Regions from separate parts of the Homo sapiens genome. Here region 2 is linked to region 1. A link is an interaction called in ENCODE POLR2A ChIA-PET data of the cell type or tissue named here. Cell type or tissue: A673. All regions are shown on one strand. Links, peaks and the distances in the headings refer to the core of each region. The heading gives the core; the rest is flanking DNA. Region 1 overlaps CAMK1D (calcium/calmodulin dependent protein kinase ID). Region 2 holds the start of LOC107984209 (a long non-coding RNA gene).

Region 1 (10,219 bases), core at 1,596-9,595:
GTGTGTGATGTTCCCCTTCCTGTGTCCATGTGTTCTCATTGTTCACTTCCCACCTATGAGTGAGAACATGCGGTGTTTGGTTTTCTGTCCTTGCGATAGTTTGCTGAGAATGATGGTTTCCAGCTTCATCCATGTCCCTACAAAGGACATGAACTCATCATTTTTTATGGCTGCATAGTATTCCATGGTGTATATGTGCCACATTTTCTTAATCCAGTCTATCATTGTTGGACATTTGGGCTGGTAACCTTCATCCATATTTTAATCTCTCTCATGTGCAAACCTCACCTTCTCTACCCACAAAGGCCCTTCCCAGACTCTCAAAAGCACCATAACCAAAGTGAAACAGTTATCTTCACCCCAAAACTTCTCTTTTTCATTTAATCAGTAATGTGGTCTAGAAACCTGTCTACTTTACTGCTCTCTGTCTCTGTCATTTCCATCACCAACTACGTTCAGGTTTTCCGCTGACAAGACTCTCAAATGCCCGCCCGCTCCTCCATCCCTTCATCGTGGCTCTGGTTCATGTCCTCCTTCTCTCACTTCTGCAATATATCCACCACTCCTTCCTGGTCCCGTAGCCCCCAGCGAGCCCACTGCTACCTGCTATCTCCTATCTGTTACTGAAATTACTCTTCTGGAAATAAGATTTGATTATGTCATTACCCTACTTAAATCTTTGAGGTTTCATGTCTATGGGATCGAGTTCAAATCCCTTTGCACGTTACCCGTGGCATTCAAAGCCTTTCTAAACCTAACCCCAACTTCGCAGGCTCATCTGTCACTACAGCCACTGTCCCCAGTACAAACACTCCACGCCGTACACATGTCAGCTCAACCCAACCACACCGCTGAACAGCTAGTTTCCAAAACACACAGCGGCCTTTCACGCCACTGGCCTTTGTTCAAGTTCTGCCCACCCCCTCCTTCCCTGAACGTCATTCATTCCTTTTTCTTTCTGCTTGGCAAAATTCCATGTCTTTTTCTTTTTCTTTTTTGAGACGGAGTCTCGCTCTGTCACCCGGGCTGGAGTGCAGTGCTGCCATCGTGGCTCACTGCAACCTCCGACTCCCTGGTTCAAGCGATTCCCCTGCCTCAGCCTCCCAAGTAGCTGGGATTACAGGTGCCCGCCACCACGCCCAGCTAATTTTTGTATTTTTAGTAGAGACGGGGTTTCACCATGTTGGCCAGGATGGTCTCGATCTCCTGACCTCGTGATCCGCCCACCTCAACCTCCCAAAGTGCTAGGATTACAGGTGTGAGCCACTGCGCCCGGCTAATTCCATGTATTTTTCAAAGGCCCAGATGGTATATTTCCTCCTTTTTTTTTTTTTTTTTTTTTTTACTGTGAGATGGAGTCTCGCTCTGTCACCCAGGCTGGAGTGCAGTGGCGTCATCTAGCTCACTGCAACCCCCGCCTCTGGGGTTCAAGCAATTCTCCTGCCTCAGTATCCTGAGTAGCTAAAACTACAGACGCACACCACCATGTCCAGCTAGTTTTTTTGTTTTTTTGTTTTTTTAGTAGAGACTAGTTTTCACCATGTTGACCAGGCTGGTCTCGAACACCTGAGGTTTTTCTCAATTGCTTCTCACCTACGCAGAATGATGCCCTCATTCTGAAAAAAATGTGGCTTAAACGTACATTACCTATCCCATGTACACATCCCATTACAGTCCTTAACATGCTTCCTGTATGAGAACAGGAGTTGCATGCATTCTGTTTCTGTGTCTTCAGACCTAATAATACTTGTACCAACTGGTGCTCAAGACACTTCTGATGATCACCATTATTGGGGGCTCTCCTCTGATTCCCCATCAGGCTCTTCACCCTTCTCCTGTGCTGCAGATCTGCAAAGTAAGTAATGTATCCTAATGACCTTCCGCTCAACACTAGTACCATCCACTCAACACTAGTACCATCCACTCAACACTAGTACTATCCACTCAACACTAGTACTATCCACTTAACACTAGTACTATCCACTCAACACTAGTACTATCCACTCAACACTAGTACTATCCACTCAACACTAGTACCATCCACTCAATACTAGTACTATCCACTCAACACTAGTACTATCCACTCAACACTAGTACTAGAAAACAGTACCATCTCTTTTCTCCTCCGTAATATGTTTCTTTAAGTTTCAATGCAAGCCTGTGCAGAAAGAACCTCAAAGGTTTCTCTTGAGGCATAAAAATTATTTGAGTCCTTCCTGATTTATTTTAAAACATGCACTTATGTGCCTGAATGCTTAAGTAATATTATACAGTTGAATAATCCTGAGATCACTGTTTGTTTTGACTGGAAAAAGTCTTAAATTTGTTAATTTATGATATTTTCTCCCTATAAACCTTCATCCTTGTTGAATAAGTAAAATTTGGTAAAAAGAGACAGCAGATTTTTATACAGATGAAAGGACTTTATAAAATGCATAACTGTGGGAGAAATAAAAATTCCAGTGTTTCAAAAATTGCATTTTTTTCAAGTTGTGACAAGACATTTATTTGAATGATAAAGAAAGCCATTATTCTATTTAAAAAACACCAAATTTCCATCAAAAAGGAATCTCTGTGATAAATTACTGGAAAAGTCAAATAAAAATTTAATCTTGAAATGCTAAATGTTTTCTTCACCTGATGATAGGCTGTACAAATTGCAAAAGTTGAATCCTTCCTCCTTTTCCCCATATTTCAAAGAAAATCAAATCATCACCCACAGGCAGCTCATCCTGATTGTAAGCCAGGTGCCTGCGAGGAAATAATCTTTTGAGAGCTGAATTTCCAAGACTAAAGGAAACCATCCCATTTTCCATAGTGATGAAAGAATTCTAAATGACTACTTAGGCTTTTAACTTCATAAATGATGGCTCTGGAAAATAAAAGCTGTTTTGCTTTGCTTTATCTAGTCAGTTTCAATGGACTGTGGTGTTAGGATGGTTGGCTCTCCATGCTGTTAAATGTATACCCAGTCCTCTCTCAGTCCTCTCCAAGTGAAACGATCTGAGGTCCAAGCGACCAGTGAGTGGCAGGGCAAAGAAAAGAAGTGGGCTGGGCTCTGGGAATGCCTTTTCTTCCTGAGTTCTCTGAAAAAGCAACACAAAAATGCGTGTGCCCTAAGGATGCCTTGGCTAAAAACAGACATTGAAGGGTTTGTGAACTGGTTTTTTATCCTTCTCCTGTGCTTTAGATAGACATGTACCTACCAGTAGTTAAAAAATTATCATAGAGTCATTCTGAGCATCTTAACTCCAGACCTTCAGCTTATGCTGGGCCCAGAACTCAGAGCCAAGCCAAGCCCAGAGATACACTGGCTAACTCCCTCCTCACTACCAATTATTATTATAAAAAATGGAAATGAGAATCTGTTTCTATCCCAGTTTCTCATAATCTTTTCCAGTTTCTAATACCTTTACTATTTAACCTAAAGTTGTTAATAATTGGGCAATGGCCAGGCGTGGTGGCTAACACCTGTAATCCCAGCACTTTGGGAGGCCAAGGCGGTTAGATCACATGAGGTCAGGAGTTTGAGACCAGCCTGGCCACCATGCATAAACCCGTCTCTATAGAAAAAATACAAAAATTAGCCGGGCGTGGTGGTGGGTGCCTATAATCCCGGCAACTCGGGAGGCTGAGACAGGAGAATCACTTGAACCCAGGAAGTGGAGGTTGCAGTGAGCCAAGATCGTGCCACTGCACTCCAGCCTGGGTGACAGAGCAAGACTCCATCTCAAAAAGAAATAATAATAATAGCCAGGAATGGTGGCTCACGCCTGTAATCCCAACACTTTGGGTGGCCGAGGAGTGGGGAATCACCTGAGGTCAGGAGTTCAAGAGCGGTCTGGCCAACATGATGAAACCCCATCTCTACCTAAAATACAAAAATGAGCCGGGCATGGTGGCGCATGCCTGTAATCCCAGCTACTTGGGAGGCTGAGGCAGGAGAATTGCTCAAACCCGGGAGGCGGAGGTTGTTGCAGCGAGCTGAGTTCACACTGCTGCACTCCAGCCTGGGCGACAGAGCGAGACTCGGTCTCAAAAATAAATAAATAAATAAGTGCACATCAATTTAAAATAAATTCTTTTCTCATACAAGAGCAATTTAATCACAAAATGGTCAAAAATGTAGCCTCTGAACAATGTGCTGTGACTTGCATATTTTAGGTGCTCCAAAACTCTTAGTCGAATGGAACTGATGAAACCTCAAGAGGACTCCTCTGACTTTTAACAAGAATCAGGGATTTGGGAGCTGTCTTTTTGATTCATGACAGTTCACTAAACCAACCACTCGGTGAAATTATATCCATCCCAAATTAGACCAAGAAATAATCAGATGGTGCTGAAATGACCTGCCCTATTAGCTTAGTGTAGCTATTATTGGCTCTTTGCCTTTCTATGCTTTTTAGTCATTCTACATACAAATCAGACTGATGGTGTTATTAACTTTATTAACAGCATCGCTTCCAGCCTATTGCCCTTACCAGACTGTGTAACTGGGCCTGCAGACGTTACCCCCCAGCCTCCGACCATAAATTAAAATGTTCTTTTCTACTAAGCATATTATTTTCCCCAGTGTCACGTCAGCACAATATTAAAGGCTGGTTTTAAAACACTGAAAAGCTGGGGTTCCATGGCTCATGCCTGTAATCCCAGCACTTTGGGAGGCCAAGGCAGGAGGATCACTTAAGACCAGGAGTTCCAGACCAGCCTGGCCAAAAAGGTAAAACCCCATCTCTACCAGAAAAAAATTCAAAAATTATCCTGCCATGGTGGTGCATGCCTATTGTCCCAGCTACTCACGAAGCTGAGGTGGGAGGATCACTTGGGCTGGGTGGCTGAGGCTGCAGTAAGCTGTGATTGCACCGCTGCACTCCAGCCAGGGTGACAAAGAGAGACCTGAAAAAAAAAAAGGAAGGAAGGAAGGAAGGAAGGAAGGAAGGAAGGAAGGAAGGAAGATAAAACACAGCAAAAAGTGAAGTCAGTGGTACTTGGCTTGAGACCGTCTAGGAAACAGACAGGTGCCTTTTAGACCTATTGTTCCAGATCAGAATCAATTCTTCAAACAGAAAAACCTGTTTGCTAACTCCAACCCTTACAGACCCCAGAGAATCCGAATGGACCATAACAGTAGTGAAGTCAGCTGGGCGCAGTGGCTCACGCCTGTAATCCCAGCACTTTTGGGGGGCCAAGGCGGGTGAATCACAAGCTCAGGAGTTCGAGACCAGCCTGACCAACATGGTGAAACCCTGTCTCTAAAAATAGAAAAATTAGCCAGGCGTGGTGGCACACGCCTGTAATCCCAGCTACTCAGGAGGCTGAGGCAGGAGAACTGCTTGAACCCAGGCAGCGGAGGTTGCAGTGAGCTGAGATCACGTCACTGCACTCCAGCCTGGGTCACAGAGCAAGACTCCATCTTAAACAAAAAAAGAAAAGAAAGAAAAACAAAAAACCAGTAGTGAAGTCAATGGTCTCAATGTTCAATGTGTACGCAACTCTCCAGGCAGAAACTTGGCAATTTTAGAACTGACATTAACTCCTTCTGATAGAATCTTCAGCTAAAAATCTTCACTAAATCACACACCACTAATGACATTTTGTAGTGCTAATTCAGCACACTGACCGAAGAAAAGCCAGGCCCAATCTGGAAAATAAAGTTCTGCCAAGCAAACACAGCAAAAAGACTTGCTTTCACAGGCTTGAAGAACAAATATGAATCCAAGAAAATGGATATCCAATTTAGATACAATGTCTATTCATTAAAATGTGTCTTTTAAAGCCCTCCACCTGACAATTACACAGTAAGCCATACATTTGTTTATGCTAACGCTTAAGCTAAAAGTATCGAAATTCTTTTTCTTAAAAAAAAAAAAAAAAACCTATAACTCAGGTTCTCATTAACTGGGACCAGTGCCCGACCAACCAGTTCAAATTAGAAACATATCCTTAACTTTAGTAGGTAGATGCTTAGGAACAGACAGATCCTTCAAAATAGTTACGCTTTCTTACTGAAACGTTCTCATCTTCCTCTTTAACTGGTGAATTCCACAATGATAAGCAATCCTGCATAATAGCTTCAAGAACCATGATGAGACATTCTTAAATACCCACACGATTAGCTTAATTTCTGTCCAGATCAGTTTTCATTCTGAGTACAATCCTATGTCTGAAACCACCAGGGCAGGTCTAGGTTATGACAATACTTGTCACAGGGAGAAGGCATCAAAATGCTGACACAATTATTGCTTGTGATATCTTTGGTTTCTGCAGGTGTTTCTGCGGCACTAAGTCTTTACTGTTAACAGCCTCACTGATCCAAACGCAGAAGACAAATAAATTCCACATGAGTGCCTACTGCCACACTCTAAAACACACGCTTTGTTTAATAGCACTCCTTCCTTTCCTCCTTCACTTCTCTGACAGGCTCCCACATTTTATCTCTGCTCTTTTCATGCCATTTGTTAAAGGTTGATATGGAACCAAAGTGAGTCAATCATTTTTTTTTCTTATACCAACAGGGAGCATCCATGGAAGCCTGGTTTTTGAAGGCAGAGGCAGAATAAAATATTCAAGCCAGGCATAGTGGCTCACGCCTGTAATCCCAACAGTTTGAGAGGCCAAGGCAGGAGGATCACTTGAGGCCAGGAGTTGGAGACCAGCCTGGATAACAGAGCAAGACCCCCAACTCTCCAAAAAAAAAAGAAAAGAAAAAAGAAAAAATTAGCTAGGTGTAGTTGCACACACCTGTAGTCCTACTTACTTGGGAGGCTGAGGTGAGTGGATCGCCTGAGCCCAGGAGTTCAAAGTTACAATGAGCTATGATCACCATTGCACTCCAGCCTACAGTGTGACAGAGTGAGACCCTGTCTCTTAAAAAAATTCACCTCTTTTTGAGATTACAAAATCTCCTCATAGCTACAGCTTAAAAAGCTGGCAACACTCCAGGGCAAATAAAGTGTCCATGTGGGCCATGCATGCATTTGTTGCCAGGGTGCATTTTCCTTGGATGACAAAGGTACTGACGTGGATGAAACTGCAACCCCCAGGATACCCCCTTTGTTCATCACCTGTGCGGACCTCTTCGACAGCACTTCTCACTATGGTCTTCCCAGATCTCCTGTTGGAGACAGATTTCTCCCTGCAGGGGTGGCTCTTCAGAGGGGAACTCCCCTTTCTCACTCCCATCCCTGATGGTGGGGGAACCAGACCTAGCAGATGCTCATGTTCTGCTCTCTGACTGCTACAAACATCCAACATGCTCCCAATGCCAGCCGCATAGCTCCATTGTCACATGGTTGGCAAAACCTGAATGGTGAAGCAACGACGGGACAGAATGTTCATGATTAATCCCAACTGGCCATCCCTCATCTGGCCATTCCCACTCACCAGATCCTCTGACTTTAGGCACTCTTTTGAGCTTATTTCCATTCTCATTCAGGGCAGATGTCTCAACAAGTACCTTAAAGGAAAATTCTGTTAAGCTCCCAGCTAACTAAACACACATCAATACACTCTTTAAGTATGCTTCAAGCTATTCCATAAAAAAACAGAGTCCTTATAGGTAAAACAATTACTACATTAAAGGGACGTTTGGCTGTGTCTGTGTTAAAAAAAAATCAATATTCTGGCTTAAAACAATCAATAAAAGTTTGAAATAGCAGAACACTGGAAAAATCCTAAATATCCATTAATGGAGGACTGGTTAAGTAAGTTACAATCTAAAAATACGACGGAGGCCAGGCGTGGTGGCTCATGCCTGTAATCCCAGCACTTTGGGAGACCAAGGCAGGAGGATTGCTTGAGGACAGGAGTTTGAGACCACCTGTCTTGTTTGAGACAAGGCCTGTTGCTCTTGTCTCGATTCTCCCATGAGGCTGCCTACACTCTTCCTTTCTCTTTTTTTTTTTTTTTTTTTGCCTCAGTTTTGCCACCTGCAATATGGACATGAGTTCCACTGCCCCCCTCCCCCACCACTTCAGATAAAAGCTGCGAGGGAGAGCTCCTGACCTGCCCTGGGACCCCACCAAGTGGGGAAAGCCTTAAGCATGCACGGTCTGTGTGTTTGTTTTCTGCACAGTACTGGCTGGATGGAGAATAATAATGCTCTTCTGCATCTAATCACTAGTCTGCTGGACGCCTAGCAACTGGCCTGCACCTCCTCGGGCCCTTCCTGGAACTGGCACTCCATCCTCATCATCGCAAGACAATGCGTATGTCAGCAATACGTTCTGGAAATGTATCTAAACCATACACACAAAAATGTAATACTAGCATGATTTAACACTGTCCCACGTGCCATACAATTCAGTGCTTCTGAAAAGTCTGCTTAAACATAAAAACTGGATACACAGATCATTTTCACCGTTCAATCAGATACATCTCACAAGCAGCAGCAAAATGACCTCCCTTTCTCCAGTCACTGTTCCCTTCCCTTCACCTGCAGGAACAAATCACCATGTCTCACCTCTTATAAACGCGAGGGTCACAGAGCTAAAGAGATCACCTGTCAGCCACCAGGATGCTTCAGTGCTGGCATCTTTCCTGAGGGTAAATGTCACAGGCAATGATACGGACCATGTTTCTTTACTGGATTTTGAAACAAAAATACCAAGTCCAGCATAATCTAAACTAAGCGGGTCTATTTTCCCTGTATGTTCCCAGCTAGTGGCTGACGGTGCCTTCCCCTTTCCACGGGCCTCACAGTGCGCAGAACAGGAAAGATCAGAGAGTACATTTTAAAAAGGAAAAGATGGAACACAAGTCGTGTCATTGTTCTTCGGCCTAGCATTTGATACGGCATCCAGCAAGTGATATTCAGTCAGTGAGTTCCAATGCCTTGGCCGTGCTTAATTACATAGAAAGATAATCTGGGTTCCTTGAAGAATTCAGGTTGATTAAATTTCTAAATTAAAAAAATACAATGAAAATGTTGGAACATTTTAGGGGAAAAGAATTAGAAGATATACATAGGTTAATCTTCTTAAGCAAAATGCAAAATCCAAAAGTCTCAGCGGAAAGGGGAAAATATTCAAGTCCTACTAATACAATATTAATAAAGAGATAATAGCCCTGTTATGCCAAGGGCTTCCCACTAACACAGCCATGTGCACAATTCCAGGGGCACTCACTGTGCACAGAAATCATGCCCAGCAGAGACAGTCCGGGCCTGCAGATGCGGGGAAGGATACAGACATACAATTCACAGAATGGCCAACGAGCATATTAACTGATGCTCAACACTCACTAGCAGTCGCAAAAATGCTAAACAAAACCTCAGCAAGGCAGGCTTTTTCTCAGCAGGTTGGGAAAAGGTAAAGTTATGTGGGAGAGTTGCTAAGTATAAATTGCTACAACATTTTGGGAAACTAATCTGGCTATACCTGTTAAATTACATTTTAAGAACTCTATTCTATAAAAATAAAAGCATTAGGCTGGGTGCGGTGGTTCACTTCTGCAATCCTACCACTTTGGGAGGTCAAGGCAGGCGGATCACTTGAGGTCAGGAGTTCGAGACCAGCCTTGCCAACATGGCAAAACCCTGTCTCTACTAAAAAGACAAAAATTAGCCGGGCACAGTGGTACACATGTGTAATCCCAGCTACTTGGGAGGTTGAGGAAGGAGAATCACTTGATCCCAGGAGGTGGAGGTTGCAGTGAGCTGAGATCACACCACTGCACTCCAGCCTGGGCAACAGAGGGAGACACCATCTCAAAAAAAAAGAAGAAGAAAAAGTGAAAACCCACAAAAACAACAGAGATTCCTAGTAAAAGTTTAATGGTACATCTGTACCATGGAATGTCATATGGCTACAGAAAAGAATTTATCTAGAGGAATATAAATATCACAACGTATCTAGAGGGATGTAAATATCCCATATGTAAATATCCCAAATGAGGAAAGTAAGCTTAGATAGTCCGTCATTCAGCAGAATACTCTGTAGCAGTTTAACTAACTGATGAGATCTACATGCATTAACAGGGATAAACCTGGAAAACATAATTACAATTGAAAAAAAGGTTACCAAAAGATACAGTATTTCTTCCGTTTATATCAATCTGTAAAACACAAACAGCCACACCAACACTAACCGCTACATTGTTTGGGTATATAATACATACATAGGTAGTGAAAGTACAAAGACACACCATTAGGATACACCCCCCTCTTCGAGTAAAGGTTGCCTCTGGAGAGGAAAGAGGAGGTGCAATGGCTTGAAGGCCA
Region 2 (17,382 bases), core at 1,429-9,428, 66 kb after region 1:
ATAGGATTTTGTTTATTCCTTGAGTGGTTTTTTTTTGTTTTTTGTTTTTTGTTTTTGAGATGGAGTCTTGCTCTGTCGCTCAAGCTGGAGTGCAGTGGCGCGATCTCGGCTCACTGCAACCTCCGCCTCCCGGGTTCCAGTGATTCTCCTGCCTCAGCCTCCCGAGTAGCTGAGATTGCAGGCGTGCGCTATCACGTCCAGCTAATTTTTGTATTTTTAGTAGAGACCGGATTTCAGTTGGCCAGGCTGGTCTCGAACTCCTGACCACCCATCTCGGCCTCCCGAAGTGCTGAGATTACAGGTGTGAGCCACCGAGCCCGGCCAAGTATTTTAAATTAGATTATTTTGGTATCAACAACTAGAGGAAACAGGAAGGATCTGCCAAGCAGGTGTGGACCAAGCCCCTACCCAGTGACCAGAGATGTGTGGGAAACAGACAAGAAGCAGAAGACAAGGTCACTGAATTTGGAGCTTACCAGGGCCCCAACAATGAAGGGGTGCTTAGGCCTTTTTTTAGTCTTTGGCTGCCAGGAAGTGGCATTTGGGGGGGCAGAAAGCAGAGCATGTATCCAGGACGTCGTTGAGAACTGTGGACACAGTGATAATAAGCAGCAGACTGCGTTATAGTGGATTTTATTGTTGCTTTAAGTTCTGCACAGACAATGCACTCCCTCGGCTCCTCCTCCTGCCCCGTCCCTTTGCCTTGGTACACCCATGCATGCCAGGATCCCAGCCAGAAGAAAGAAGAGCCGCTCTCCTGAACCTACCCGTGCCTCCTGGGCAGTGACAGGCTTCCCTCTGCTGCGGGCTCCTGAGCTGTACATACTCTAAAGGCCAGAGCACACCTGTGGGGCGAGAGACAGGCCCAGGTGAGAGTCCCTGTCCTGCCCCTTGGCTGAGTGGGAGACTCAGCACAGAGCTGCTCAAAGCATGGTCCCCACAGCAGCGGCGGCAGCAGCAGCACTGCTGGGGAACTTGTTAGAAATGCAGCTTCTCGGCCGGGCTCGGTGCTGGCGCCTATAATCCCAGCAATTTGGGAGGCTGAGGCAGATGGATCACCTGAAGTCAGGAGTTCGAGACCAGCCTGACCAACATGGTGAAACCCCATCTCTACTAAATACAAAAAATTAGCCAGGCGTGGTGGTGCGCACCTGCAATCCCAGCTACTCGGGAGGCTGAGGCAGGAGAATCACTTGAACCCAGGAGGCAGAGGTTGCAGTGAGCCAAGATCGCACCACTGCACTCCAGCCTAGGCAACAAAAGTGAAACTCCGTCTCAAAAAAAAGAAAAAAAGAAAAAAAAATGCAGCTTCTCCAGCGTCACTGGGGACCCACTGGCTCAGCAGCGCCGTGGGCAGGGCCAGGAGCCGTTTTCACATACTCCACAGGAGACTATGATGCATCTTCAAGTTTGAGAGTCATTGGCTCCCAAAAAAGTTACTAAAATGATTCTGAGTCAGAGTTCCCCCATTCATAAAAAAAGAGTTAATTGGGCGCACCTCATAAGGCTATTGTAAGAATTAAAGGAGAAAATACGTCAAACACTTGGTAGAGGGCCCTAAACGTTGCAGGCGCTCAGGACGCTGTGGCGATGACTATTATTATCATTCATGTCAGCAGAACAGATTTACCAAACAGCAGTAACTCAGAAACAGCGGGGAGGATGGAATCTGTAACAGGGAAGCGGTTTAAAGGAGAGCATGAGAGAGAGGCTAAGATCCTACTGCACAGTGCCCAAGAGACAGGAAACTCACAGTTCCTCAGGATTTGGGGTCGCCAGTCCAGGTTACCTGTGATCCAAGTTTCAAGATCCACAGAGATCCCCACCAACTCTGACTCCTCAAGTACCTTGGATTTGGAATTCCAGGAAATAAAAGTGCACCCCGTATTACTGTTAAAATAAGGACAGGCCAGGGGCAGTGGCTCATGCCTATAAATGCTGGGACTCGTTGGGGCCAGGAGTTTGAGACCAGCCTGGGCAACATAAAGAGACACTGTCTCTACAAAAAATAGAAAAAAAAAAATTAGACAGGATGGTGGTACATGTCTGTAGTCCCAGGTACTCAGGAGGCTGAGGTGAGAGAATTGCTTGAGTCCACGAGGTTGGGGCTGCAGTAAGCCATGATCACACCAACACTCTAGCCTGGGTGACAGAGCGAGACCTTGTCTCAAAAAATAAGTACAGGTTGGGTGCAGTGGCTCACGCCTGTAATCCCAGCACTTTGGGAGGCCGAGGCAGGTGGATCACGAGGTCAGGAGATCGAGACCATCCTGGCTAACACGGTGAAACCCCGTCTCTACTAAAAAAATACAAAAAAATTAGCAGAGCGTGGTGGAGGGCACCTGTAGTCCCAGCTACTCAGGAGGCTGAGGCAGGAGAATGGCATGAACCCGGGAGGCGGAGCTTGCAGTGAGTCAAGATCACACCACTGCACTCCAGCCTGGGTGACAGAGCAAGACTCTGTCTCCAAAAAAAAAAAAAAGAAAAAGAAAAAAAGAAAAGGTGATATAAAGAGGCATAATAGCCAGATGGACAGCATCTAGAATTCAGGAACTAAGGAGAGAATGTGCTGAAAGAATCCCATCTACAAGACTGGAATAAAGCATACGGGATTCCATGGGATCCAACACCACCACTGCCTGAAACGATGGCAGAGGTCACGAAGGCTTCCCCGCAGCCAAACACGGTGGATGTTTGTCAATCACCTTTCCCCTCTGGCATCGCACAGGTGAGCACTCCCTCCGCCTTCAGCTTCTTCCCCCTTGACTTCCAAGACACCGTCTGCCCTGGTTCTCATCTGAACACCCTGCCCCTCCCTCCACAGTCTCCTCTGTGGGCTCCACTTCCCTGGCCCATGTGACTACCACACATCGTCCTGTCTCTTCCAGCCCCTTCACCTGTCTACCTAAATCCCGTTCTTCCTGCTCTGGAGTCTGCAGTGGTGCCTATGAAGAGAGTAGAATGGGACCACACTCCAGGGGAGACTCCGCCTCCTAATCGTGCCCCTTTCGTCTTCCCCAGTCATCTCAGATGGACACAGGAGTAAACAATGAAGAGGACAATCTTCTGCTTTTTTGAGCCAGAGTCTTGCTCTGTCACCCAGGTTGGAGTGCAATGGCATGATCTTGGCTCACTCCAACCTCCGCCTCCCAGGTTCAAGCATTCTCCTGCCTCAGCCTCCCAAGTAGCTGGCATTACAGGTGTCCACCACTACTCCCAGTTAATTTTCGTATTTTTAGTAGAGACGGGGTTTCACCATGTTGGCCAGGCTGGACTCGAACTCCTGACCTCCAGTGATCTGCCCGCCTCGGCCTCCCAAAGTGCTGGGATTACAGGTGTGAGCCACCGCACCTAGCCAGGACTTCTCTTCTTCTTGTGACCTGCGTTCTTTCTGACAATCCCATGCCCCGGGCATTGGCGATGACTCCATAATCCCTCAAGCTTCAGGTCCATCCTAGGCATCAGACCTCTCCACCCAACTGCCTACATAACTCTGCCTGGATATTCCAACAGCAGCACAAGAGCAAGTTACCTGCCAGTAAACTCATTGTCTTTCCCGTAACAGCCACTCCTCTAACTGTGGGCTTCACTCCAATCCCACATAACAGGACCTGGAGCAGACAGAACGGAGAGCTGGGTTTCCTCCAGTGTACAGATGGGCAGGCCTGCTGAGAAGGGACTTATGGGGCCAGACGATGAAGGGCTGGTAAGAGAAAAGCTGCCATGACTAATCCCAACTTCAAGTTCAAAGTAGGGTAAGAAAAGAGGTGGAAATACTTATCACATTTAATATCAAATTATCCTCCCAGTTTCATCTGTCACCTTCGAAACAAACCAGGAACATATGACCCTCCCCACTCCAGATTCCCGAAATTAAAAAATCTCGACATGATAAGAGAAATTTTTGTAAGGAAATATAATGATCTTCGCTGAGTAAGGATCTAAATTTACACTCATTATACGGTATCTTTATTTCATTTTTCCAGCTTCATTTTATAGTCACATTGTAATTATCTTTACCCTGCAGATCGTCTGTAGATCCCAAGGGGCTTCCTCCCCTGTTCTGGGGTGCCCTAAAATAAATGCATGCTCTGTGGTCTCTCAACCCACCCTCCCCCTTTTCCAGACATCCTAGTTCATGGTCATCTAGTCACCCAAGCTAGAGATCTGGGATTCACTCTAGACTTCTTTTTTTTTTTGAAACAGAGTCTCGTTCTGTTGCCCAGGCTAGAGTGCGGTGGTGTGATCTCGGCTCACTGCAACCTCCGCCTCCCAGGTTCAAGCTATTCTCCTGCCCCAGCCTCCTGAGTAGCTGGGATTATAGGCACGTGCCACCATGCCCAGCTAATTTTTGTATTTTTAGTAGAGATGGGGTTTCACCATGTTGGTCAGGCTGGTCTCAAACTCCTGAACTCGTGATCCGCCCCCCCTCGGCCTCCCTAACTGCTGGAATTACAGGCATGAGCCACCCCACCCGGCCTAGACTTCTCTCTTCCTCATGTACCACCATTTAGTGCAAACTGATGAATTCCCATAATGTCTATTTCCTACGCTGCGCTCAAATCACCACTTTCCCCACCCCTCCCTCTCCTGTCAACTCTTCTAGCACCGCCATCACTCAGGGAGCCATGCCTCTAGCATGAACTATGTTCACTGTGGTTCCTATTGAATACAAGTGCGAGGAGAACCAGTTCTAGAACACAGTCCCTCTGAAGTCCATCTCTAACATCATATGCATATGATTCATGTGACACAGCAGCAAAAAAAGGGGAGAAGGAAGCAACTTCCATGTCCATCAACGAACTAATCCTAGTTCCCAAACTCAGACCTAGGAGGGGTGAAGAACTCACAGAAGACCTAAAGGAACTGCAGGAAGGGTCTCAAACAGATATTTGTACACTCATGTTCACAACAGCATTACCCACAATAGCCAACAGGTAGAAGCAACCCGGGTACCCATGGATAGAGGAATGGATAAACAAAAGGTGGTACAGCCAGACAGTGGAATATTACCCAGGCTTAATGGGGAAGGAAATCCTGACCCATGCTGCAACATGGACAAACCTTGAGGACATTATGCTAAGTGAAACAGACCAGACACAAAGGACACATACAGTATGACTCCACTTATATGAGATCCCTAGAGTAGTCAAATTCGTGGAGACAGAAAGCAGAATGGTGGCTGCCAGGTGCTGGGGAGAGGAGGAATGGGGGGCTTGTTGTTTAATGGGTGCAGAGTGTCAGTTCTGCAAGATAGGAAGAGTTCAAAACATGGATGGTGGTGATGGTTGCGCAATAATGTGAATGTACTCAATGCCACCGAACTGCACATTATAAGATGATTACAATGAATTCGACCCAGCAATTCCATGACTAGGTATATACCCAAAGGAATGTGCACCATCCTACCATAAAGACACATGCATGCTACGTTCACTGCAGCACTGTTCACAGTAGTAAAGACATGGAATCAACCTAAATGCCCATCAATGGCAGACTGGATAAAGAAAATGTGTTACATATGCACCATGGAATACTATGCAGCCATAAAAAAGAACAAGATCATGTCCTTTGCAGGAACATGGATGGAGCCGGAGGCCATTAGCCTTAGCAAAAAAAAAAATGCAGGAACGCAAAACCAAATACTGCATGTTCTTACTCATAAGTGGGAGCTAAATCATGAGAACACATGGACACCTTGAGGGGAACAACGGATACTGGGTCTGCTTGAGGGTAGAGGGTGGGAGGAGGGAGAGACTCAGAACAAATAACTATCAGGTACTATGCTTAGTACCTGGGTGATAAAAAAAATCTGTACAGCAAACCCCCATGATATGAGTTTACCTATATAACAAACCTGTACAACTCCCTGAACATAAATAAAAGTTAAAACAACAAAAATAATAATATCTACCTCAAATAAATGGTTAAAAATGGTAAAGTTTATGTTATGCAATGTTTTAACACAATAAATAGGATGGTTAAAGAACCATCCTCGGGCCAGGTGCGGTGGTTCACGCCTGTAATCCCAGCACTTTTGGAAGCCGAGGCAGGCGGATTCTTAGGTCAGGAGATCGAGACCATCCTGGAAAACACGGTGAAACCCCATCTCTACTAAAAATACATAAAAAATTAGGCAGGCGTGGTGGTGGGCTCCTCAGCTACTCAGGAGGTTGAGGCAGGAGAATGGTGTGAACCCAGGAGGCGGAGCTTGCAGTGAGCCGAGATTGCACCACTGCACTCCAGCCTGGGTGACAGAGCAAGACTCTCTCAAAAAAAAAAAAAAAAAAAGAACGATCCTCATTGAAGAGGTAGCAGTTAGGGACATGGTGACACAGTCTAGCCTATTGCTTCCTGCCCCTCCCCTCTTCCTCTGACTCCCAAAGGCACTGTTGGTGGAACCACCAGCCTCCCACTGGACCCAGAAGTAAAAAGGAAGTCCAAGGGGACTCTAAATCCTGTCAACATATGACTTAATTCAAATATTAAATGCCATTAGTTTTGTTATTAACTATCCTGGGTTTAAAAATAGGTTCCAGAATTGCCTTTTCAGTACTCACAATTGTAAGAAAGAGGTTCTAAAAGAAAGTTCCATGAGAATCCCCTACAAAAACTGCAGAGGACTTCCTAGCAGTCTCCCTGGTTCAAATCTCCATGTGTCTCTCAGGATAAGGAATTACCTTGACAAATTTGAGATCCTTTTCCCTGTTACTTAACACCTCTCCATGGCTCTGCAATGCTCGCAGGATCAAGTCCAACTCTAGAGTGTGAGAGCAGCAGCTGGGCGGTTGGGAGAGCCGACTCCGCCATCTAGTCACCAGTGTAGACTCCCCGGGCTTGCAGCTGGCCCTACAGCCTGCTGCCAGGTGACCTCAACAAATCTCAGCCTCTCTGGCCTCAGTTCTTCCATCTGTAAAATGGAGACAATAGCAGTTCCTACCTCCTACAGTTGTTATAAGGATTGAGTGAATTAATATCTACGAAATACCAGACAATACCTTGCACATAATAAGGACTATGAAAGGGTTCATTATTGTTACAGTTTTTTTTTCTTTTTGAGTCAGAGTCTCGCTCTGTCACCCAGGCTGGAGTGCAGTGGTGTGATCTCAGCTCACTGCAACTTCCACCTCCCAAGTTCAAGCAATTCTCCTGCCTCAGCCTTCCGAGTAGCTGGAATTACATCACCACACCCAGCCTCAGTTCACTATTGTTATGATTTTGATAGGCAAAGGTCTTCACGATGTGGCCACAGCCTACTTTTTCCAAGTGCAACTTCTCCCCCTGGATTCCCACATGACATCGCTGCTGGCCTGTGCCCCAGCATGCCACACCTGTCTGTGCCTACAGCTTCTGCATCCACCATTGCTTCCACCTGGCGCACCCTCTCCCCTCCTGCCCCACATTGGCCCAGCAAACTCTAACAGGCATCTGTTTACCATCTACAGCTTTCCTGACTTCCGGTCAGGCATACGCTCACTTTCCTCTGTGTTTCTGCTCATCCTGGCCACCTCAGAGCAATCCCCACATGGATATTTCAGCTTCCCTGGCTCCCTGGGTAAGGAGCAGCGAGTTCCTGCAAGGCAAGAACTGAGCCACTCATCCCTGTACTCGCAGCCTCAAGTTAAGGGCCCTGCATATAGAAAATGATCAATAACAGCCGAGTGAATGAGGCCAGGCGCGGTGGCTCACGCCTGTAATCCCAGCACTTTGGGAGGCCGAGGCGGGTGGATTATCTGAGGTCAGGAGTTCGAGACCAGCCTGGCCAACGTGGCGAAATCCCATCTCTACTAAAAATACAGAAATTAGGTAGGCGGGGTGGCGCATGCCTGTAATCCCAGCTACTCAGGAGGCTGAGGAAGGAGAATCGCTTGTACCCAGGAGGCGGTTACAGTGAGCCGAGATCATGTCACTGCACTCCAGCCTGGGTGACAGAGCAAGACTCCATCTCAAAAAATAAAATAAAATAAGCTGAATGAATTGAGTGCCGAACTGAAGAGTGAGACAGTGACTAGGGATGAAGGGAGAGGAAAAAACAAGAAACAACCCAACAAGCGAGGCCTCCCTGCATAGAGGGAGAAGGGATGTGTTCGAATGAGAAGAAGCAGAGCAAGGTTTTGAATCACAGGAAGGAAAGAAGCTCAAGGCACATGAGGAAGAGCAAGCAGAATATGGGACATGGACCATCTGAGGCCTACAGAGCTCACCAGGCCTAACCTATACATGCTCGTGATAAGTTTAGACATGAAAACACAGACAGGCAAGGGGGAAATGAAGGCAGAGCATCGCTGTGTCTCAGCGTGTCCCCACACCTTAGTAAAGAGAGTTACAAGTGACTGTGAACTCGACAAAGGAGAAGGTTAAGGGTGGACGCATCTCAGATTAAACAGGAATCAAGTCAAACTCAGAGACAGCTTTTCCTTTTTTCTTTTTCTTTTCTTTTTCTTTTTTTTTTTTTTGAGACAGAGTCTTACTCTGTCTCCCAGGCAGGAGTGCAATGGTGCAATCATAGCTGAATGCAGCCTCAAATTCCTGGGCTCAAGTGATCCTCCCACCTCAGCCTCCAGAGTAGCTGGGACAACAGGTACGCACCACCAAGCCCTGCTAATTTTTTTGTATTTTTTTGTAGAGAGAGAGTCTTGCTATGTTGCCCAGACTGGTCTTGAACTCCTGGGCTCAAGCGATCCTCCCATCTCGGCTTCCCAAAGTGCTGGGATTACAGGTATGAGCCACCACACCTGGCCAGAGACAGCTTTTTCAACATATCTCTCCTTAGCAGGAAAGGAATAAATAGTGCTCGCAGGAAAGGAAGAAATCAGATCCATTCTGCAGGCAGGGAGCTCAGTGGAGAACCAGGAGGGGTGGGAGTGAAGGGGCAGGCATTCTAGCCCTGCCTTTCTTGATTCTCAGGAAGGAATGAGCTGAAAGGCCCTTGGCCAATACCCTGTCAACCTGGATAGCTCCTGCCCTGTTCCTCCTCAGGTTTTAGGCTGCTGAGCTCTAGTCAAAGGACCTCGGACACGGTTCACATGGTCACCTGATGTGTACACAGCCAGCACACAGCCAGCCCTACCCTGGCCACTAAGAAACAGGTTCACCACCTTGAACGAGGTGCTGTTTACAGTCAGCGGTCAACACAGACAGCATTTGGGTCTCATGCCCAAAGGTAAACATGAAAGAGAACCATAGAGGAAGCCACTCCCACATGGACCCAGACACATTGATCCAGACCAGGGGCTGATCCAGAGCAGGGCTGATTCCCACTTTGAAAGTGGGACAAAGCCTGTTTCCTGCAGCCTGCAGTGAACATGTGCGCTGGGGTGGGGGAATCAGTCACCAGTAGTGGCCACTCAGCCTCAAGCTTCAGATCGATACAGATACAGGCACACAAGAAAGTAGAACTAGAAAAAAGCATGGAGGAAAATAATGTGGGAAAAAGACACAAAGGGAGGAAGGAGGAAAAGGAGCAAAAAAGAAAGAGGGGAAGTCATAAAGCGGCTCTAACAAAAAGAAGGCAAATCAACCAGGGCTCCTGGAGCACAGCCCCACCACGCACACACGCACGCACGCACGTACACACACACAAGGTGGCTTGGTTTAGTACAGAGGTGGTGGCAGTACACTGGGCCATAAGCACACCTCAAGCCATGGTTTCTTGGGATTCAAAAACCACACACGACCGGGCAAGGTGGCTCACGCCTGTAATCTCAGCACTTTGGGAGCCGGAGGTGGGTGTATCCCTTGAGGCCAGGAGTTCAAGACCAGCCTGGCCAACATGGTGAAACCCTATCTCTACCAAAAACACAAAAATTAGCCGGGTGTTGTGGCAGGCACCAGTAATTCCAGCCACTCGGGAGGCTGAGGCAGCAGACTCGCTTGAACCCAGGAGGCAGAGGTTGCAGTGAGAAGAGATCGCGCCACCGCACTCCACCTGGGCGACAGAGCGAGACTCCATGTTGGAAGAAAAAAAAAAGAAGAAGAAAAAGAAGAAGAAGAAGCATACACAGTATTTTAGGGATTTTAGTGAAAAATTTACAATATGGGTAAATGCCCAAGATATGTCACTCTGTGGAAAAGGGAAGAAACAACACACAATACAAAAGCAATTGTGTTGACTATGCACAGAAAAGGTCTGGAAAATACATAAAAAATCTCACAGTGGTTATTTCTGAGTGGTGGGATTAGAGTTGATTTTTATACTCCTGGTCAAGTCTTTATATATCATACAAAGGAATGGCATGGCACACTTTCCTAAATTTAAAAAAGCTGCCCTAAATATACCATATAGAAAGCCAAAGTTTTCAAAAGCATTATAGAGAATTGTTATGAAATCCAGGAGGTAAATGCAGACCTCAAGGCTAGCTATATTTATATAATCATGGACATTTTTGAGACAATCTGAAAAACCTAACAATCTGGTTGTTTATTAACAAATGAACATTTGAAATCATTTAGACATATCTTCAAGTCCAAAGAAAAATCTAAAGCAATCAAGCAAATATTCACTATCCTTCTGTCTGGTATTCTCCCATTTATATAACTATCAGAATATGCCCTGATAAAGTGTTCGATACTTAAGAAGAATGGTACCCTAACACACCAAAAAAGTGACAACAGGAAAAAAAACAATCAGCCAGGAAGAAAAAAGGTTCTGAAAGAACTGATTATATACAATGACTGAAAAGATGAATCTAACACATGCATTTACCAAATCCTTTGAAAGGGTCATTTCCACTAAAGTGTTCTCCAAGTAAAATATAACATTGTTTTCTCCAGAAGGTGCACATTTTAAAATTGGATTCTTAAAAGCTTATGAAATAATATACTAATAAACACATTTACAAAAGCTTTTTATGATATTAGCTTTTCCCGGAAATAAGCTATCCAGGTTTCCACATCATAAGCTGTAGTTGTGTAGTTATGTGTTTATGAATTAGTCATTCCTGGGGAAGGTGGGTTGTTTATTTGCCATGACTGTAGCAGAGCACGGCAAACCTAGAAAGAGAATACGATGCAGATGTCCCCTTTCTTGGTTATGCCCCAGTGGAAGCCGTAAATATATTGCCATCTGCACACCTCTCAGGGAAGGCCTCGCTTGGAAGAAAGGGTTAATTGCATGAGCACCTTGTATGGGCTGAAATCCAGATATTTTCTAATTCTATATGAAAAGGGGAGGGGGGCGGGGGAACCTCTACCTTCTAACCTAGAATGCTGGGTCTAATTCAAGACTATAGAAATGCTGGGTGGCTTTTCTCTCCCTAAATAGAAACAAGGCCATGTTCCCATTCAGAGGAGACCCTTTAAGCTCAGCAGGCATGGACTTCAAGGGTCCCAGAATACAACAGGCTCCTTGCCCTACACAGCACCGCCCCCCTCCTCTCCTCACCCCATTTCCTCTTTATCCGGGGAGCTACAGGTCTCCATCCCCTCAGAATCTCTCCCTGTGGAGCCGTTCACTTGATTTCCATCCATGTGAATCCCCCACCTTGCCCGGGCAGGACGCTATGTAGACTGCTGAGGGCAGATGAGATTTGGGACCAGAAAGAGGCTGCTAAATAATGAATAAAAAGAAGCACCCCCAGCCCTCCAAGACCTAATTATTTGCTTGCCTGAATCCAATAAGAAAAACAACCCCATGAAAGGAAAGGATGACAAAGACAGAGGCTAATTCTTCTCAAACCTTCTGGAAATTCTAGTTCCGAAGGGGGAAGGTGTGGTCAGGGATTTGGGTGCAGATCAGACTTAAGAGCCCCTGACAAGCCTAAACTACTCCACGTCCGCCCATCACATGGGCTGGAGGGCAGGGTCATGGGGGGTTATAGGCACAAAGGGCCCCCACCAGAGGGCTGGCCCCTCCCCAGAGAACACAGGCAGTGCTCCTGTGTGGGGCTGTGAAGGAGTCTTTTTACTACTGTCCATGCCATGCCACTCCAGGACAACCTTTCCTCCCCTACTAGGGACACCCCCAATCATTCCAAACTCACCTCTCCTCTGCACCTGGGAACCAGCAGCATCCCAACAAATGCCCAGAAAGTTCTAGTTCCACCTCCGCCCCTGTGGCCCACAACATGGCTTTTATTTTCTCCAATCATACTTCACCACTTTAAAATTGCTTTTAAAAACCATATTTGAGGCCGGGCTCAGTGGCTCATGGCTGTAATGCCAGAACTTTGGGAAGGTAAGGCACGCAGATTGCTTGAGCCCAGGCGTTTGAGATGAGCCAGCCTGGGCAACAGAATGAAGACCCGTCTTTACAGAAAATATAAAAAAAATAGCTGGATGTAGTGTTAAGCACCTGTAGTCCCAGCTACTCGGGAAGCTGAGGCGGGAGGATCACTTGAGCCCAGGAGGTCAAGGCTGCAGTGCGCCATGATGGCACCACTGCCCTCTAGCCTGAGTGACAGAGTGAGACCCTGTCTCAAAACATAAAAATTAAAAAGCGTATTTGCATAAAATCGGTAGCTTGTATGAATGACATGAACTATATCAATTTCAATATCCTGGTTATGATATTGTACTGTAAACTTGTAAGATTTACCATTGGGTGAAACTGGATAAAGGGTATGCAGGCTATCTCTATTACTCCTGACAACTTCATGCAAATCTACAATTATGTCAATAAAAAATTCCATTTAAAAAACCTAAAGAACATATGTTGTAAACCTCATGTGAACAAAGACCAATCAAGAGATAATCCTACCTACAAATGATTACACAAACCCAGCCTGGGTTTTACAGGTGCTTCTGCAGCCCATTTATTCAACAAATACATATGCCATCCCTACAATGGGCTATGCCAAGCATTATGAAGTGTATCTCTGCTAACGCTCTCATAAAATGAGTGTTGATGAGAGAAAAGTCATCTATTCTAGGTAGACCTGGCATAACTGACAATTTCATTTTTTTAATCAGAGGTGAAAATATTTTGACATTCAGTGCATTTGAAAATGCATTAAGTAACTGCTCTCTTTAGGTTGGGACATGGCTCAAGTCACAATTCATAAGTTACCCTGGTCGCAGCTGTCAGGAAAACATGAGAGTGACTGGGCGCAGTGGCTCATGCTTATAATCCCAGTACTTTGGGAGACTGAGGTAGGTGGATCACTTGAGGCCAGCGGTTCAAGACCAGCCTGGACAAAATGGCAAAACCCCATCTCTACTAAAATTACAAGAATTAGCCAGGCATTGTGGCAGCTACCTGTAATCCCAGCTAATCGGGGGGCTGAGGCAGGACAATCGCTTGAACCCGGGAGGCAGAGGTTGCAGTGAACTGAGATCGCGCCACTGCACTCCAGCCAGCGTGACAGAGTGAGACTCCATGTCAATAAAAAAGAAAACATGAGAGTGGACACCCCTTTGCCGAGTCACAATATTTATTACACGTTCCACATGGCAGCATCTACCCATTCCTTCTGCGGGCCACGTACTGACAACAAGTTTCTCAGGCAGCCAAGAGAGGTGAAATTTCAACCTGAGTTCGAGGGCAACATCCTGGGGTGCTTGCTTTGCTTCAAAATGAGTCATCAAAACCCTATAAGCCTTTTGGCCAGGAAGTTCCAGAGATTTTAAACAAGCAAATGTGCCCCAGCTACGACAATCCCTGAAACATCCTGCTTCATTTTGCACCTGTCATCTGTCTGGACCAGATGTCGCTCTCAGCTCGTGTAAGAAGCCCTGTGTAGCTGCCGCCACGACCTTCCCATAAAAAACGTTCCCAAGACACATTTCCCAGGCACAGATCCTTCCTAAGGTCAGAGGCTTGAGAGGGGGACCATCTTCCTTGGCATATTTATTGCTGATGGCACTTACCAAAGTATTTTTAATGCATTATCTCATCTGTTACTTACAAATAACACCTCCCCCTAGGAAAACCTATTGACTTCTAAAAAAAAAAAAAAAAAGAAATTCAGAGACAGGGTCTTGCCCTGTCTCCCAGGCTGGAGTGTAGTGGTGTGATCATAGTTCACTGCAGCCTCCAATTCCTGGTCTCAAGCAATTCTCCTGCCTTAGCCTCTCAAGTAGCTAGGACTACAGGTATGTGCCACCACTCCCAGCTAAATTTTAAAAATTTTTGTTTGTTTGTTTTGAGACAGAATCTCGCTCTGTCGCCCAGGCTGGAGTGCAGTGGTGCGATCTCGGCTCACTGCAAGCTATGCCTCCCAGGTTCACACCATTCTCCTGCCTCAGCCTCCCAAGCAGCTGGGAATACAAGTGCTCACCACCACATCCAGCTAATTTTTTTGTATTTTTAGTAGAGATGGGGTTTCACCGTGTTAGCCAGGATGGGCTCGATCTCCTGACCTCGTGATCTGCCCGCCTTGGTCTCCCTAAAATTTTTTTTCGAGACGGTGTCTCACTATGTTGCCCAGGCTAGTCTCGAACTCCTGGCCTAAAGAGATCTTCCTTCCTCAACCTCCCAAGCAGCTGGGATTATAAGCATCAGCCACAGCATCCAGCCATAACCTCATTTTTTAAATGAAGAAACTGAGGCTAACTCTCTCAAATATTTGTCAATTCCTGGTTACTCAGAAATTGATGATTTATGATCATTTCAGTCTTTTTCTGGCCTCTTCCTATCTGCTTCTAGCAGTGGGCAGGCAGCAATCTAAAGAGAAAGAGAGAGTATGGGTCTCAAGTTAGGTGAAGTAGCAGTCCAGCTCATGACTCAAGAGATGACTTTGCATTTAGCCTCCCAGAACCTCTGTCTCTTCATCTGTAATGTGGAGTAATACCACACTGCAGCACCAAAGGGGTGATTAAATGCAACAACCTGGATAAAATACGAGGTGGTTGCTCAAAACATTACCTCTTTGATGCTTGTTAAAAATAAGATTGGCTCAGCTGGGCACAGGGGCTCACACCTGTAATCCCAGCACTGTGGGAGGCCAAGGTGGGTGGATCACTTGAGGTCAGGAGTTCAAAACCAGCCTGGCCAACATGGTGAAACGCCATCTCTACTAAAAATACAAAAATTAGATAGGCGTGGTGGTGGGCGCCTGTAATCCGAGCTACTCGGAAGGCTGAGGCAGGAAAATCGTTTGAACCTGGCAGGCAGAGCTTGCAGTGAGCCGAGATCACACCACTGCACTCCAGCCTGGGTGAAAGAGTGAGACTCCATCTCAACAAATAAAATAAAATAAAAATAAAAGATTGGCTCAATAGAAATAAGAATTAACAACCAAAGTAGAATTTTTGAATTATCAGAGAATTTTAATTATATGCAAAACTCTCTGAATTCAGGGGTAATTGGGGATTATCTATAATTAATGGCTGAGACAGAAACACCCAGATGAACAGGACTTTTATTTTCGCTTATCAGAGTTGGTAAAGAAATGCTGCCCCACTATCTTATCCTTCAATTAGAAATCTACCATTAAACCTCTGCACATAACTGAAATGCACAAACTGCGTGCTTTATGGGTGACGGACAAACCCAAGCTCTCACCCACCATTCTCATCAGATTTCAACATGACCACTGTAAAGGCATAATGGAATTTAGGATTGATTATTCCTTGCCCAATATCCAGAACGTCTCAGGAATGTGTGTGCTGTTGAATGTGATGTTCTGCTTTAGAGAATTGACTTGTGAATGGTTCTTAAGTGCTCAAATATGAAGAATATGAAATACAACAAAATACATTTGGGATGAATTTGATCACTCTTTTTTTTTTTTTTTTTAAGATGGAGTCTCGCTCTGTCACCCAGGCTGGAGTGCAGTGGCGAGATCTCGGCTCAATGCAAGCTCCGCCTCCCGGGTTCATGCCATTCTCCTGCCTCAGCCTCCTGAGTAGCTGGGACTACAGGTACCCGCCACCACACCCGGCTAATTTTTTGTATTTTTAGTACAGATGGGGTTTCACCGTGTTAGTCAGGATGGTCTCAATCTCCTGACCTCGTGATCCGCCTGCCTCGGCCTCCCAAAGTACTGGGATTACAGGCATGAGCCACGGCGCCCGGCCTTGACCACTCTTTTCTGCCTTGTCTGACATCAGCCACTAACACTAAACTCTCAAATTACAGTACACGTGGTGGGGGAGGGTAGGTAAAGCCACACGATCAAATGGTACACCTTCTGAGAGCATCAGCCTTGCTCAAGGTGAGTCTGCAAAAGCTCTGGAGATGGCCAGTTCATTTACTGACTACTCTCTGCACCTGGGAGTGCTCTGTGGCAATCGGAAAAGAGCTACTGAAGGAGAGGAAAAATACCAACTGATGGAAGACCCACCTGCCGAGGCCTCTGCTAGGTATCTGCAGAGTGTCCCATTTAATTTCTTACCTAGTCACTCAACAACCACGGGACAAAGAGGGGACCAACAGCCAGGAGCTTTTATTTATTGTTTTGAGATATACTTTAACCAGGTTTTCAGACCCCATCTAAGCAGGGGTGTATTAGTCCGTTTTCATACTGTTATAAAGAACTGCCTGAGTCTGAGTGATTTATAAAGGAAAGAGGTTTAACTGAGTCACAGTTCAGCATGGCTGGGGAGGCCTCGGGAAACTTACAATCATGGTGGAAGAGGAAGGAAGCAAGGCAGAAGGGGAAGCAAGGCATCTTCTTCACAAGGCGGCAGGAAGGAGAAGGAACGCAGGAGACACTACCACACACTTATACAACCATCAGATCTAGTGAGAACTCACTATCACGAGAACAGCATGGGGAAAACCTACCCCATGATTCATTTACCTCCACCTGGTCTCTCCCTTGACACCTGCGGATTATGGGGATTTATAGGAATTATAATCCAAGATGAGACCTGGTGGGGAAATAAAGCCTAACCATATCAGGGGGCGATACACATCAGCCCCTTCAACTCACCGAGAGGTGAGAAAAAAGCACCGAGAACATCGTAGTGAAAACAAAAGAGTGGTAATCTCAGAGGTGAGAAAACTGGCTGATAGAGACACAGATGTGCTGGCAGATTATGAATTCATGTTTACTTAAAAAGATAAGTTGTTGCATTATAAACAAACCACCAAATTTACTAACAACTAAAATACTGGTTAGTACCAACCTATGATATATTTATGCATAAATTTTTTAAAACTCTTAGAGCTGGCCAAGTGCAGTGGCTCACACCTGTAATCCCAACACTTTGGGAGGCTGAGGTGGGTGAATCATTTGAGGTCAGGAGTTCGAAACCAGCCTGGCCAACAAGGTGAAACCCCGTCTCTACTAAAAATACAAAAATTAGCCAGGTGTGGTGGTGTGCGCCTCTAATCTCAGCTACTCAAGAAGCTGAAGCAGGAGAATCACTTGAACACGGGAGGCAGAGGTTGCAGTGAGCCAAGATCACGCCATTGCTCTCTCCTGCCTGAACGACAGAGAAAGATTCCATTTCAGGAGGAAAAAAAAAAAAAAAAACTCTTAGAGCTTATTTTCATTC

Evidence for each region. ChIA-PET counts read pairs that join two places held together with the same protein. Peaks named below come from ENCODE experiments on the same cell type or tissue, not always from the same donor. Only the 100,000 strongest peaks of a DNase experiment are listed, where the experiment ranks them.
Region 2: POLR2A ChIA-PET joins it to region 1 with 14 read pairs; 7 of 35 experiments call an interaction of 5 or more read pairs at or near these places.

The regions. Positions count from the first base shown.
Region 1 is chr10:12,536,579-12,546,797 of GRCh38, reverse strand. The region is part of intron 1 of CAMK1D (calcium/calmodulin dependent protein kinase ID); the gene reads right to left. Among named protein-coding and RNA genes, the nearest start is that of MIR4480, 37 kb to the left of the region's middle. RefSeq lists a silencer at 6,214-6,263. In A673, for the core only: no CTCF peak of the experiment used is centred there; DNase peaks (open chromatin) are centred at 4,327, 4,907, 6,247 and 6,957; H3K27ac peaks cover 4,690 bases.
Region 2 is chr10:12,463,109-12,480,490 of GRCh38, reverse strand. All of the region lies in intron 1 of CAMK1D (calcium/calmodulin dependent protein kinase ID), which reads right to left. LOC107984209 (a long non-coding RNA gene) reads right to left here and starts at 7,083. Exons shown (of 2, transcript XR_001747366.1): 1 at 6,681-7,083; 2 at 3,380-3,703. In A673, for the core only: no CTCF peak of the experiment used is centred there; a DNase peak (open chromatin) is centred at 1,530; H3K27ac peaks cover 1,017 bases.